2 separate regions of the Homo sapiens genome follow, and region 1 is linked to region 2. The links are chromatin contacts, found by Hi-C or POLR2A ChIA-PET in ENCODE. All regions are on one chromosome and are shown on one strand. Each heading gives the region's core, a stretch centred on a gene start or an enhancer-like site at or near the end of the contact. The rest is flanking DNA. Distances are from core to core; before and after follow the strand shown.

Evidence for each region. A loop is a pair of places that touch in the nucleus more often than their neighbours do. ChIA-PET counts read pairs that join two places held with the same protein, here RNA polymerase II (POLR2A). Pooled maps may share reads with other maps.
Region 1: a map of GM12878 shows a loop between it and region 2 (4-fold over the local background). The contact joins two enhancer-like sites. A Hi-C loop is called at or near these places in 3 of 168 maps with a recorded cell type or tissue (GM12878 and ovary), 16 of 37 single-sample maps with no recorded cell type and 9 of 50 pooled maps. POLR2A ChIA-PET finds 5 or more read pairs at or near these places in 6 of 52 experiments (AG04450, HepG2, OCI-LY7 and 3 more).

What each region holds. Positions count from the first base shown.
Region 1 is chr14:59,214,011-59,220,576 of GRCh38, forward strand. The region is part of intron 1 of DAAM1 (dishevelled associated activator of morphogenesis 1); the gene reads left to right. Among named protein-coding and RNA genes, the nearest start is that of DAAM1, 29 kb to the left of the region's middle. RefSeq lists a silencer at 6,381-6,566. Within about 2 kb of position 1,506, at least 17 of the 41 ENCODE cell types and tissues checked have a DNase peak (open chromatin) inside an H3K27ac peak, as active enhancers do.
Region 2 is chr14:59,270,210-59,276,567 of GRCh38, forward strand. All of the region lies in intron 2 of DAAM1 (dishevelled associated activator of morphogenesis 1), which reads left to right. Among named protein-coding and RNA genes, the nearest start is that of DAAM1, 85 kb to the left of the region's middle. Within about 2 kb of position 4,947, at least 14 of the 41 ENCODE cell types and tissues checked have a DNase peak (open chromatin) inside an H3K27ac peak, as active enhancers do.

The DNA.
Region 1 (6,566 bases), core at 256-2,755, 60 kb before region 2:
ATATCACACTTAACGTACCTGGTTTGATTTGGCCTGCCTTTTTTCATCTGAGGCGTTAGCACAAAGCTAAATTTCCCTTTGAAGTTCACTGTGATTCCGAGGATCTTTGCTTCAGTTTACTTTGGAAGATTGGGGCTGTAGCTGATTCAAGATAACTGGAGCAGGTGTCTGGTGACAGTTTGCAAAGGGTGCTGTGTAGACCTAAGTTCTGTGCCTGGCATGAGAAACCTCTTTGTCTTTCTTGTATACGTTGGTTTAAGTTCATGTGGATCACTATGAGGGATGTTAAATGTTTTGCATTTAGATTCTTCCAAGTTGGCAGGTGCAAGGCAGGCCTGGCTGCTACCACAGACCCCTGACGTGCTTCTTTCTTCCTTGCTCTCCTCAGGAAGGTCATCCTATTTGAAGAGATACTTTTCTGTTAACTGTGGAAAAGCCAGATGTCTCACTTTAGGCAATAGTTTCAACTTCGTTTCTTCCCATGTAGTTTGACAGATCGACCTCAACCCTGACCCAGACAACTACTAATCTGCTTTCTGTCTGTATGGATCAACCAGTTCTGGACATTTAATATAAATGAAGTCATGTAATATGTGGTCTTTTTTGATTGACGTCTCTCATCTAGTTTAATGTTTTCCAAAGGTTCATCCATGTCATGGCATGTATTGGTACTTCATTCTTTTTTATTGCAAAATAATATTCTGTTTTATAGATATACCACATTTTTTTTTATTCATGGACATTTGGGTTGTTTCTACTCTTCAGCTATCATGAATAATGCTGCCGTCAACATTTGTGTTTAAGTATTTGTGCGAACATGCGTTTTCACTTCTCTTGAGTAAATACCTAAGTATGGAGTTGCTGGGTCATATAGAGACTTGGTGTTTAACAATTTGAGGAAATGCCAAATGGTTTTCTAAAGTGACTGCACTATTTTATATTTCCACCAGCAATGAGTGAAAGTTCAGGTTTCTCCATATCTCATGTGTTTTTTAAACACTGTATTCTGTTGTGTTTATAAAATGTTTCCTCTTGTCTTCATAGATGAGGGAGTCAGGGACCTGAATGATAATTTTGGAGGAAATGAAACAGATGAAAGTGAAATAAATTATTTTCATATTGGCTCAGTGTAGCTGTGGAAACCTTTCAGCCCTGAGCCTACAAACCTTCCTGTTTGACTGGATATGACATTACCAGGAGTTTTACTTTCCTGCCTTTATTGTCCCTGGAGAGAAAAAAGAAATATGTCTTTTCCACAGCTAGACATGGAAGGTTCAAACAAATATAAAGGACCCCTGAGTTATTAACAATTCCATGGGAACATGTGCTTGGTGTATGCCCAGAATAGTTCCTTTCAAATGATTCTCTTGGTGCTTCTGCACTGTTCTTCACCAGAGTGTAACATAAGAGCTGAATCAAGGCTTGTTCAGTCAGTGTTTGGAAAAGAAGTGGTGGCTGGATGCTGGTCAGCTGGCTTGGGCTGTTGGCAAGCTTGCCACCGACCATGCTTTCTGCAGGCGGCAGCCGCTGCAGGCTTGTTAAAGGCCTGCACCAGGCCGAAGTGTTTGCATTTGCCCTGTCGGAGCTCAGGATAACAAGGCCTTTCATAATCCACCACAGTAGTAAGCAGGCAAGTCCGGTGGCTCTGGAAATGTCCCAGTACACCAGCCAAAGGCAAAATCCCAGCTCCTTTGCCCTGTGTGACAGCCGCGGGGAGTAGGCTAGGGTGGGGGTTGAGGTAGATAAGGAAGGAAACACCAAGGAATGTCATTTTTGTTACATAAATTGATAACTCCAAGTGCCTTCTCGCTACAATTGATTGCTTTGGGTCATATATTGACAGTAAGCAATTTGATTATTTGCCTGCTGAAATGACACTATAGCATGAGAGGTCAGCCTCTTAGGACAGCCTTTCTCACGTTCCTCTCATTTTTATTCTTGCTGAGCGGGACCATATGAATGACAGGCTTGTTTGCGAGGGTAGATTTCCATTCCATTCATGCACCTTGCAGACCCAGTCACTCTTCTTGTGGGTGGAGTTTGCTACACACAGGTGGAGTCTAGAAGGTGAGGTCCCCAGGGCCTCCCAGCCCTGTTTGAGCTGATTTTCTCTTCCTTGAGTCTTGTCCAGCCATACCTCCTCTGACTTCCCAGGGTCCCTCCCTAAAATGCCTTACTCACATGAGGAGAGGACCCTGCATTCTGACCTCCTCTCCATTAATGCTGCCTGTCTCAGGCACAGTTTTTCAATGTACTGTGTTATTTCTGTATTTCTGTCAAGTCAATATCATGCTTTTATTAAAATGACTTTGAGTGTGTGTGTGTGATATTTTTGGACAGCTGCCTGTTTATTATACTCATGCACATTGTCTGTATTTCATAGAGTAGGCAAAAAAAGGATTTTAATCAATTGCAAGAGTCAATTTCAGGCAGGACGCAGTGGCTCATGCCTGTAATACCAGCACTTTGGGAGGCCGAGGCAGGTGAATCACTGGAAGTCAGGAGTTCGAGACCAGCCTGGCCAACATGGTGAAAGCTCTTCTCTACTAAAAGTACAAAAACTAGTTGCTCGTGGTGGCATGTGCCTGTAATCCCAGGTATTTGGGAGGCTGAGGCCGGAGAATAGCTTGAACTGGGAGGCAGAGGTTGCAGTGAGCTGATATTGCACCACTACACTCCAGCCTGAGGGAGAGAGCGAGACTCTGTCTCAAAAGAAAAAAAAAAAAGTCAATTTCATATCACCATGAAGTATTGGAATTCTTTAAGATTAGAGTAACACTTGATGTGTTTCCTGTTGACTAACCGTTTGTGTGATTTCTGTAGTAATTAAGGTGTTTGGCTTAGTTACCTCAATTGGAACTATAAAGAATTGAATTTTAAGTATATACTATGTGTATGTCTATATAGTTTTTTTTTTTTTACTTGTTTGTAGCCCAGCGATGCTTGAAAGTTGAGAGACAATACCTCCCCAAACACCCCAATATAGGAGTTTCCAGCAGTTTTTAGTTTTTTAAAACAGATATTTGATCCACGTTTGTTTGTCTTGCATTGTGTTTGACCTGGTCTTGGGAGAAAAAGAAACTGTCTGAAATGGGCTGGTTTTCATGGAGGCAGGGGTGAGGTAGGGTAACCTGGCTCTTCCTAGTCTGAATCTGGGCCTTTTTTGTTGCTGACCACAGTGGGCTTGGAGAGGCAGCCTGCTTGTCCTGCCAAACCTCAGGACTGCTCCCTGTGTGTGTGTCTGTGACTGATTTCTTAAGGGCAGTAAGGATTTAGAATTTATCAAGCACCATCACCATAACACTTCATGTACCCACCTTCAACTTGAGTACTGTGTCTGCATTACAATTTTACTACTGAAAATCTTCCTTTTGTGTCTTTTGAGATTTTCACTGTAGATGGGCTTCTGATTATATCAGTGTGGTGTAACCAGAGTTGGTAAAAGTTTGACATTTGATTTTTTAAGATATAACATGTCTATGCTGCTGTTATGGTATTGATTAGCAATATGTAGCTATTTAAATTATAATTAATTAAAGTTAAGGGCTAGGCATGGTGGCTCATGCCTGTAATCTCAGCACTTTGGGAGGCCGAGGAAGGAGGATTGCTTGAGGCCAGAAGTTCGAGGCCAACCTGGGCAAAATAGTGAGACCCTGTCGCTACAAAAAAGTACAAAAATGAGCCAGGCACAGTGGCTCATGCCTGTAATCCCAGCACTTTGAGAGGCCAAGGCGGGCGGATCACAAGGTCAGGAGTTTGAGACCAGCCTGGCCAATATGGTGAAACTCTGTCTGTACTAAAAAAAACCCAAAAAACAAAAACAAAAATTAGCCGGGCGTGGTGGTGGGCACCTGTAGTCCCAGCTACTTGGGAGACTGAGGCAGGAAAATCACTTGAACCCAGGAGGCGGAGGTTGCACGCCACTGCACTCCAGCCTGGGCGACAGAGCGACTCTGTCTCAAAAAAAAAAAAAAGGATCAGGTATACTGGCATGTGCATGTAGTCCCAGCTATTTGGGAGGCTGAGGAAGGAGCATCACTTGGGCCCAGGAGTTGGAGGCTGCAGTGAACTATGATTGGGCCACTGTACTTCAGCCTGGGTGACAGAGGAAGATCTCATCTCCAAAAAAAGAAAAAAATTCAAGATTAATTTCCTCCGTCAAACTAGCCATCTCATATGTGCTCACTAGCCACGTGCAGGCTAGTGGCTACTGTAGTAGATGGTGCAGGGATAAAACATTGCCATCATCACAGAAACTTTTACTGGACAATGCTGACTGTAAACTTTTTTCTGCCCCAGAGGGTCCAAGCAAGACATTAATCACAGCAAAACAGAAGCTTTGCTTAGATGAGTTCAGGTACTGGAAAATTGCTGTTGCCTGTTCCTAGCCTAGAGAGAGATAAATAGATGTGCCATTTTGCTCCAATTTTCTCTGAGTAGTGTTTCCTTGCTGTGATTTCATTTGTTTCTAAAGGGGTGTGAATATTCAGTAATAAGACTTGCTCATATTCAAATGCAAGTTAAATAATCTGAAACAATATGTAAATAGTTATTATCTACCATTCCTTGACATTAGAACTGATACTTCCATGTCCAAGAGTGAAATCAAGATAAATTAAAATTACACTAAGATTAGATTATCACTATTATTTTCTGATGGCACACACATGTATGAGTTTCATCTTATGTAGGCTTTGTCCTTTGGGGGAGCTAGAGTTTATTTTGGCTTTAATGTCTGTCTGTTGGTTTCTGATTCTTTGGAGATATTTTTAAGTCTCGGCATTTGTTAGCTATCTTTACCCTGAAATTTGAATTCACAAGTTATAAATTTATAAATACAAGAATGGAGCACAAATATTCCCTTCCCCCGGCCCTCCACACATGACTGCCAAGCTATTAATGTTTTTATATGACTGATATGCAAGGGCTGGGACTGTATTACAAGCCATATGACGGACACATAACCTGTTAGTGCTCTAGGAAGTTTCAGGTAAAAGGACAGAGGAGTGGCAGTTATTGGAAAGACCCTTTCTAGTTTATGTGAGCATTGTTTCTTTCATTTCCATTAACTTGAATAATTCTCAATGCCTTGGGAATGTATACCTGTGTTCTTTCTAATGTTGGCATTTGGTGGTGATGGTGTCTACACTGAAATTTTATCTAAAGTCTTCCCCAAACTTAAGCCTGTTCTACAGCCAGTGTGTAATACTGAAGAGGAACTTACTACCTTCCACCACCACCCCATCACCAGCCTATCCTCAGAAACTTTGTAGGTAAAATTGTGTGGGGTTTTTTCTTTTTTTTAAATAGTCTTTTCTCGAGGGCTAGGAAAACTTACTCTATGATGATTAGCCAGGACTTGTGCATAAACCTCTGGGGGGACATCGGCATGCTGTAGTCAGTATCCTGATTCTTGTTCCCTGGTTTCTTCTGGGTATAGCAAGAACACTTTTTATTCTTGGCATAGCACTTCAAGAGATGGCTTATACATTCTTTCCTTTATATTATTTATTCTGTTTCATATCTGCTTATAATTGGTGGTGCTTTTTTCTTAGTCCATGGTAAATTTGTATGTAGACTATTATACGGTACTCTTTCCTCCAAGAGTAAAGTCTAGAAAACTGGAATTTCTGCTTTCTAGAATTGGATCTTAGGTATAGTCAAGACTTAGTGCCAGTGTCTTTCATATGTTCATAAACATCATATAAACATGCAATACTTGATTTGAACATGAGCTTGGCCAACCTGTGTTTTGAGTCCTTCAGCCTTTCCTTATTTCTTGTCTTCTTACTGTAGGATCCTGCTTGTCTAATATCCCTTTGGTGTCTGCTCCTTTGCCTTGAGGACTTTGGTGCCACTTCTGGACATGCCTTTATTCATTCTTAGCTGTGGTCCAACATCTTGCTCCAAAGGCTCACATTTACCTTGTCTGGGTGCCAGCTATAGATTATGTTTGAATTCAAGAGTGGTTCCTGCTATGGATGTAGCTATTGGTTTCGAAAAATACAGATTTTTTTTTTCCAGGATGGCATCCATTGCCTGTCACTGAACTACAGTGAAAAGTGTTGTTTTGGTTTCAGTTCTTGATTTTAAGCATTTGACCAAATTTCAAGGTCTCTCATCCCAAGATTTTGTTTTGCCAGAAGCTTCTGGCAGGAAATAGAATGATAAAGGAAGAGATACACAGAAGTCAGAGAATTGGCGGCTCTATTCTCAGGTGTAATGGAACTTAATTAAACTTTAAGCTCCTAAAAGGCAAGGGTGATATGTTTTACTTTGTTACCTATACTTAACCTATAAGTGGCACATGGATTAACTCTAGAGCAAACATGCTCTATGTTTGCTGAGTGGATTGTTGTTTGGTCTTATTTTTGCCAACATTTAAGGGAGGTAGAAGTTAAATATTCTGTATTAGAAATAAGTTTTGCCTAGTTTTGAAGAATGAACTGGCTTATGACATGGTTTCCTCAATAGCCACAATTATTGCCCCAACAATACTTACTTTATTAGTCTTTGTTTTCTCAAGGAAACAGGACCAATAGGAAATCTGTCAAGGGGATTTATTG
Region 2 (6,358 bases), core at 3,697-6,196:
GAGGCTGGGTAATTTATAGAGAAAAAAATTATAGCTCATTGTTCTCATGGTTGGAAGGCTCAAGATTGAGCATCTGCATCTGGTGAGGGCCTCAGCCTGCTTCCACTCATGGTGGAGGCAAAGAAAAGTCTGCATGTGCAGAGATCACGTGGCCAGAGAAGCAATGGTGGTGGGGTGGCAGGTGCTAGGCTCTTTTTAACAACCAGCTCTCCAGGGAACTAATGGAGCTAGAACTCAGTAACCCGGAGGGAGGAAATTAATCTATTCATGAGGGATCCTCCCCCATGACCCAAACACTTCCCATTAGGCCCCACCTCCAATATTGGGGATCAGATTTCAACATGAGATTTGGAGGGGAACACACATCCAAACCATAGCAATTCTGAATATGTTTTCCTTTGAGCTCAGTAGTTGAGGTGAGGTGCCTCTTTGTTACAACATGCACCTCCTCTGGCTACTTTAATTTTGAAATAGAAAAGGACAAAGAGAATTACCAGGAGCCCCCCTGCAATAGACTTCTGCATACCCCAAGAATAAGGGTTTCCTACAGAATATTTCACAGCAACAGTGGTATTGGAACTGGGGTGTCTTTCTCACAGTTTCTGTTTCTGTGACCCTCAGCTTTTTTAATGGGTGAAACATGCAAAATGTGCAACTGCTTTTCCTGTGTGAGATTTTACGTAAAAAATCCAGGTTTAAAACAAGTCTGGTTATTATTTTTGAAGTGTATTATAGTCAGTCTCACCTCTTACAGCACACATATTTGGAATCCATTTCATAGTTTTAGAGGAGAGCTTTCATTTCTAATACACTACATCACTGAATTTATGGCTAGTTGGAAATAATATGCAGTTTGAACCCAAGTTTTTCTAAGCCTGAAATGTTTCCAATTCCATTTTATACTATTTTCTGGTTAATCTGCCTTCTTTCAGATCCAGTTCTTAGACTTCCATTTATTAGGCCAGTGGGTCTAATGTTTGAGGATAATAGAGTGCTGTGCCTTCCAGGAAATGTAAAATATTTTAAAGAAACTTGTTGTGAAATTCATCACTGGTCACAAAACCACTATTTATACTACCGAGAAAATATAAAAGGAAAACTAAAATCCCAATGAGAAGGTAGTGATGGTGGATACTGTAGGATGATAAGATTTATACCATCAAAATATAATCATAAATATAATTACTATAGGCCTATATCATTAAATACTGAGGACATTCGCAGGATTAGTCATCAGCATAGAATTTGAGAAATGAAGGTAGGAGAAATGAAGATAGTAGAAATGAAAGAATTTAGATGATATATCAGATTTAGATAAATTCACAGTCAAGGTAAGTTGTGCCAAATGAATTCACTTGGGAACCTACATCAATAATCTCTTCATTTTTCATATATTCTGAAGTCATTTTGATATGAAAGGAGCTACAGGAACCCAAATGAGTCCTAAGGATATACCAGGGTACACATTTTGTTCTTCTACCAGCCTTGTGAATTGTTACTCCTTTTCTCAGGCTGTCAGCATAATTTCTCTTATGACCGAGGCTTATTTTAAGCTGCCTTTAATAATAAAGTACTTCTGTTGTTACAAAAATCAATGAAAAGTTTCAACATTTTTTATCTCTTCATTTTTAAAACTTGCCTTATAAGTGAAGACCGTGACTAACAATAGAAAGTAACCTACAGGAGCTATTCAGTTGCCTGTCCCCAAGAAAGATGAAAAAATTGCGTAATAGGAACATTCCATTTTAAACTGATAGAAGGAAAAAAAAACTGGTTGTAAAGAGTCATAGTTTTAATCTATTGTTTATTAGAGTATAAAGGATTGCTCTGTAGTTACACAGAGAAAATCGGACTGTATAAGACTTCAAAGATACATGTCTACAATAGTGTCAAAGTATTCAGTTATCTGGAAGCCAAAATTCAGAATCTAATGAGGGAATTGATACTAAAATTGTTCTGTTTCCATGAGATTAAAAGTTGGTTTTATTTGACAAACCTGTAAAGCTTAAAAAGAGAAAAGTTTTGTTTAGCTAAAGGAAACAATCAGTTGACAGAGAATTAAAATATATTGGCTGGGTGCAGTGGCTGGCCAGGCACAGTGGCTCACACCTGTAATCCCAGCACTTTGGGAGACTAAGGCGGGCAGATCACTTGAGGCCAGGAGTTCGAGACCAGCCTGGCCAACATGGTGAAACCCCATCTTTACTATTAATAAAATTAGCCAGATGTGGTGGCACATGCCTGTAACCCCAGCTACTTAGGAGGCTGAGGCACGAGAGTCACTTGAACCTTGGGAGATGGAGGTTGCAGTGAGCCGAGGTCGGGCCACTGCACTCCAGCCTGGGCAGCAGAGCAAGACTGTCTCAAAAAACAAACAAACAAACAAAATATATATATATACACACACACACACACACACACATACACACATATATATGTATGTATGTATGTATGTATGTAGGAGAGAGGGAGGGAGGGGGAGAGATCTTCCTTTGACAGTGTAGCATTTTTTGATAACTTGATGCTGTAGGAAAATGCTCAGAACAGTGTGAAGATATGCAATATATCACAAAGAATAGTTGGAATGTAGATATGGGCTTAAATGTGTGCAGTGCTAAAATTCCTATGGAGTAAATGTGAACTGCTGCCAAGATACAGTCAATTTAAAGGTGACAGAAGATGATCTCACATCCAGGACTTGATCAGTTATTTTGGCCCTGAGAACAACTGATGGTTTATGATATAGGCTGATATTGACATAAGTGGTTTTGCTTGCTGATATCTGCTGTACTTCTGAATAGAACATTGCTTTGTTCCTAAAACAGTAGGGTTGGCAGTAGACTCTCATTTCAGTGGCATTATACATTTCTTTGTACTGGTTGAAGTCCTGTCTGCTTAGAGACAGTAAGATGGTCAAAATGATTTCTTAAGTTTCCTTCTAATCCTCTGATTCATTAAACACATCCAATAAAGCTTAAGATACGACCATAAAACCATTTTGTTCCTTCTAATTCTGAATGTATATTGTATCTTACCAAGATCATTCCAAATGTCCTTTCCTACAGGCTGTTAAATTTGGACTTCAACTTCATATTAAATATTTTGTTACCATTTCAATTATCATTTATTTCTGGATGCTTCTTATATCTTAATATTAGATCAAGGAGACTGAAATGAGGGAGCATGAAGAGGTGGAGGAAAGAAACATGAAAATGTTGTTTTTAAATAGAAATACTATACTATAAAACTATCTCTGAATTAATAATGCTGTTGACAAAATGGCTATGGATCCTCTTGGTCCTGATGATTTTTATTAAAATGAATCCCAAAGAGACCCTGGATAGTATGGACCTACTTAGCTTTTGGCTACAATTTAAAATCTGACTATTTAACTTAGTCCTTATACTACCATATACAAATTATACAAAGTCGTTATAGTATACTGACATTCCCATTCTCTATGTGTCCTCATATAAGCCAATACAGGTGTCAAAAGGCTGGAGGAATAATTTGATCTTTATAAGTAGTGTGGTTTAGGTAAGCTTTTAAGCGTAATTTTAAAAATGTGTTTCAGTAATGGCTAGAAGGATCTGGTAGTTTGTGCAATTAACTGTACATAAGAATATATCTTGATGCTCTGGGAATTATCTAGTCACCATGGTTTGCTCTCAGAAAACACATGTGACATGGCCTTTGGGAGGTAATTGCTCAATACCATGGATGGTGTTTTTCAGGTCTGAACAGTCCTTGAATATTTTTACTCGCTGTGTCTGGAATCTTCCCCACTCCAACCTTCAATTCCCAGAATTCCTCTGGAATTTCAAGCTGTTCTTGGTGCGTGTTACAAGAGCTCAGTGACCAGCTATATCTTTTAGTTATGATTTTCGGGCTTATGGGTGAAGAGCTAGAATTTTTGTTCCTTGGCAAACCAGATTCCTGAAAAAGTTGCAGTATTTTTTCTTGTGTTCAGTTTTAAATGAATTTGTTGGCAAGATCCAAAAGCAGCTAGCTGTTTATTTCATTACTCAGTGCAATATTTAAGAACTAAATTAAACCAAATAATTAAAAACTCAGAATATATATATGACATGTATATATATTTATGTTATGTATATATAACATAAATATGAATTGTTTTCAGGAAAAATAGGCTTTTCTTCGATGTAGAAGGAAAAGTCAGAATCTTTTGCCATCTTTTCAACAGTCAGATAGTTTGAGTTTTTTCTCATATGAATAACTCATTGTGTTAATCCACTATATATATGCACCTTTGCACCTTCAGAGAGCAGAATGGCTCAGGTGTTATATCTGACTTTCTCACACTTAGGATCCTGGGGGCCTAGGGCAGTGCTTGGTCCAGAGTAGGTGCTCAATGAATGTTTGTGGCTTGAGTGAATGGATGTATAACTAATTACTGAAGCATTACACATGAGATGCACAATAAGTATTTGAGTGAATGTATGCATGCATGCATGAATTAATAACTGTGGAATCCTGCAGCAGTTGGGTTTGTATTTTAATATTCTCATAGTGGTGATAAGTTTGGGCTGATTCTTATACTCTGCCTGCACCCTATCCACCTGCTGTCATCCTGTTTTACTCTTTCTTCTCATTAAAATGTTAGTTACAATGGGGACACCAAAGTGGTTGGCATGAAAGTTAGCAGATTAAAAGGATAAGGGTGACAATGTTTAAGAAATATTCTTTCTCTTTAAAAGTCTCTGTACTGTATATTACGTGGTGAAATAAATAGCTCCAATGTGGGAAGACTTATTCTGCTAGATTGTCTTTTGACCCAATTAAAGCTTTAAAGTGTCAGACAAGCAGCCAAACAATCCTCTTGAGGGTGTGGGAGGGGCCTGGGCTGGCAAGAGCAGTGCTGGTGCTATCGAAGGAGGTGGCCATGTGTGGAACTTGGCTTCATGGTTGGTTGCCCACAGGGACTTAGGGTACCTTTCTTGTCTGTCACTTTACAGCTGGTGCTGTATCCCCGGAGATGAAGTACTTCCATTCAATTAGGAAAACATGCTTAGAAATTCTCTCTTTCAAGAACAACAGGCAATGGGGCCTGTCAGAGGGTGAAGGGTGGGAGGAGGGAGAGGATCAGAAAAAATAACTGTGGGTACTAGGTTTAATAGCTGGGTGATGAAATCATCTGTACAACAAACCGTGTAATACAAGTTTACCTATACAACAAACCTGCACGTGTACCCCGAACTTAAAAGTTAAAAAAAAAATTTATCTAGTAAGACTTGTCAACTGAAGTTGTACTAGATTATAGGTGTAAATACTGGAAATTTGGGTGGATATTTGGAGATGATTCTAACATGTTTAGAAAAAAGCTTATTTTAGATTACCGGAAAACTGTTGGTGATGCAGACTATTAAAACTTGAAGTCACTCTAATGAGTTTCTAGTTTAACGGTAAAAAAGCTGAATAAAAAGCCTATGTGTTTAGCTGCAGACTTTGTCTAGCCAACTGAATATAGTCTGCATTGCTTGCTATTAAGAGAAAAAAGGAAATAGTGTAAAAAACACTTAACCATTGGTAGTAAGAAACTAGAAATTATTTCTATTAGTCAGCCTTTGCTTGTGGTGTTTCTCACTTCTTATTTTTATGTATCAAATGAAAACATGTCTATCAGACACAGAGAATATTACTGTGTAGGTGGTGGTGAGTCATATTGTGGTATTTCATGTAATGACTAAGAATATTGGCAGAAATTTTACAGGCTGAAAACCTCCAAGGTTTGTTCTCTGTGTTTACCAATCCCTTTTAGGGCTTAAAGCTCTCTCTTGTTTTCCATTTATGTTTTTCCTGACTGGTTGGGAGCAGGTAATAATTCACTGAATGCACCTCTATGGAAACTGACAAAAATCTTACCTAGCTTTCAGATTTCTAACCACCATCATACTAAAATATTATTCTCAGAGTCATTGCAGTTAAATTTTAAGTGCTTCTTTGGCAATTCATGATTCCCAGATGAGATGGTCATTTGCTGTAATGGGGCTGGATGTTTATATATTTAATGAATTATCATAGCTTAATAGTACATTTTCTCCATGCATTTTATAAAAATGTTTTCTGTTTATTTGCTGCCAAAGCATCACCCTTCAATCTGCCATTAGCTTCTTCCTCTTGATGTTGTACTTATTATCACCATGTCATGTGTCTTTAGGTCACAGCTTCTTCCCCTTGATGTTGTACTATCACCATGTCATGTGACTTGAGGTCTGCTTAGGTGCCTCTCCAGGGGCTTAACTTATTTCTGGTAGTGTTGAGTTGTGGGGTGGGAGGAGAGGGTTAAACTCAGAAAAGGCACTGCTAATGTTGAGTGTATCCTTGAGATGAACTGAAG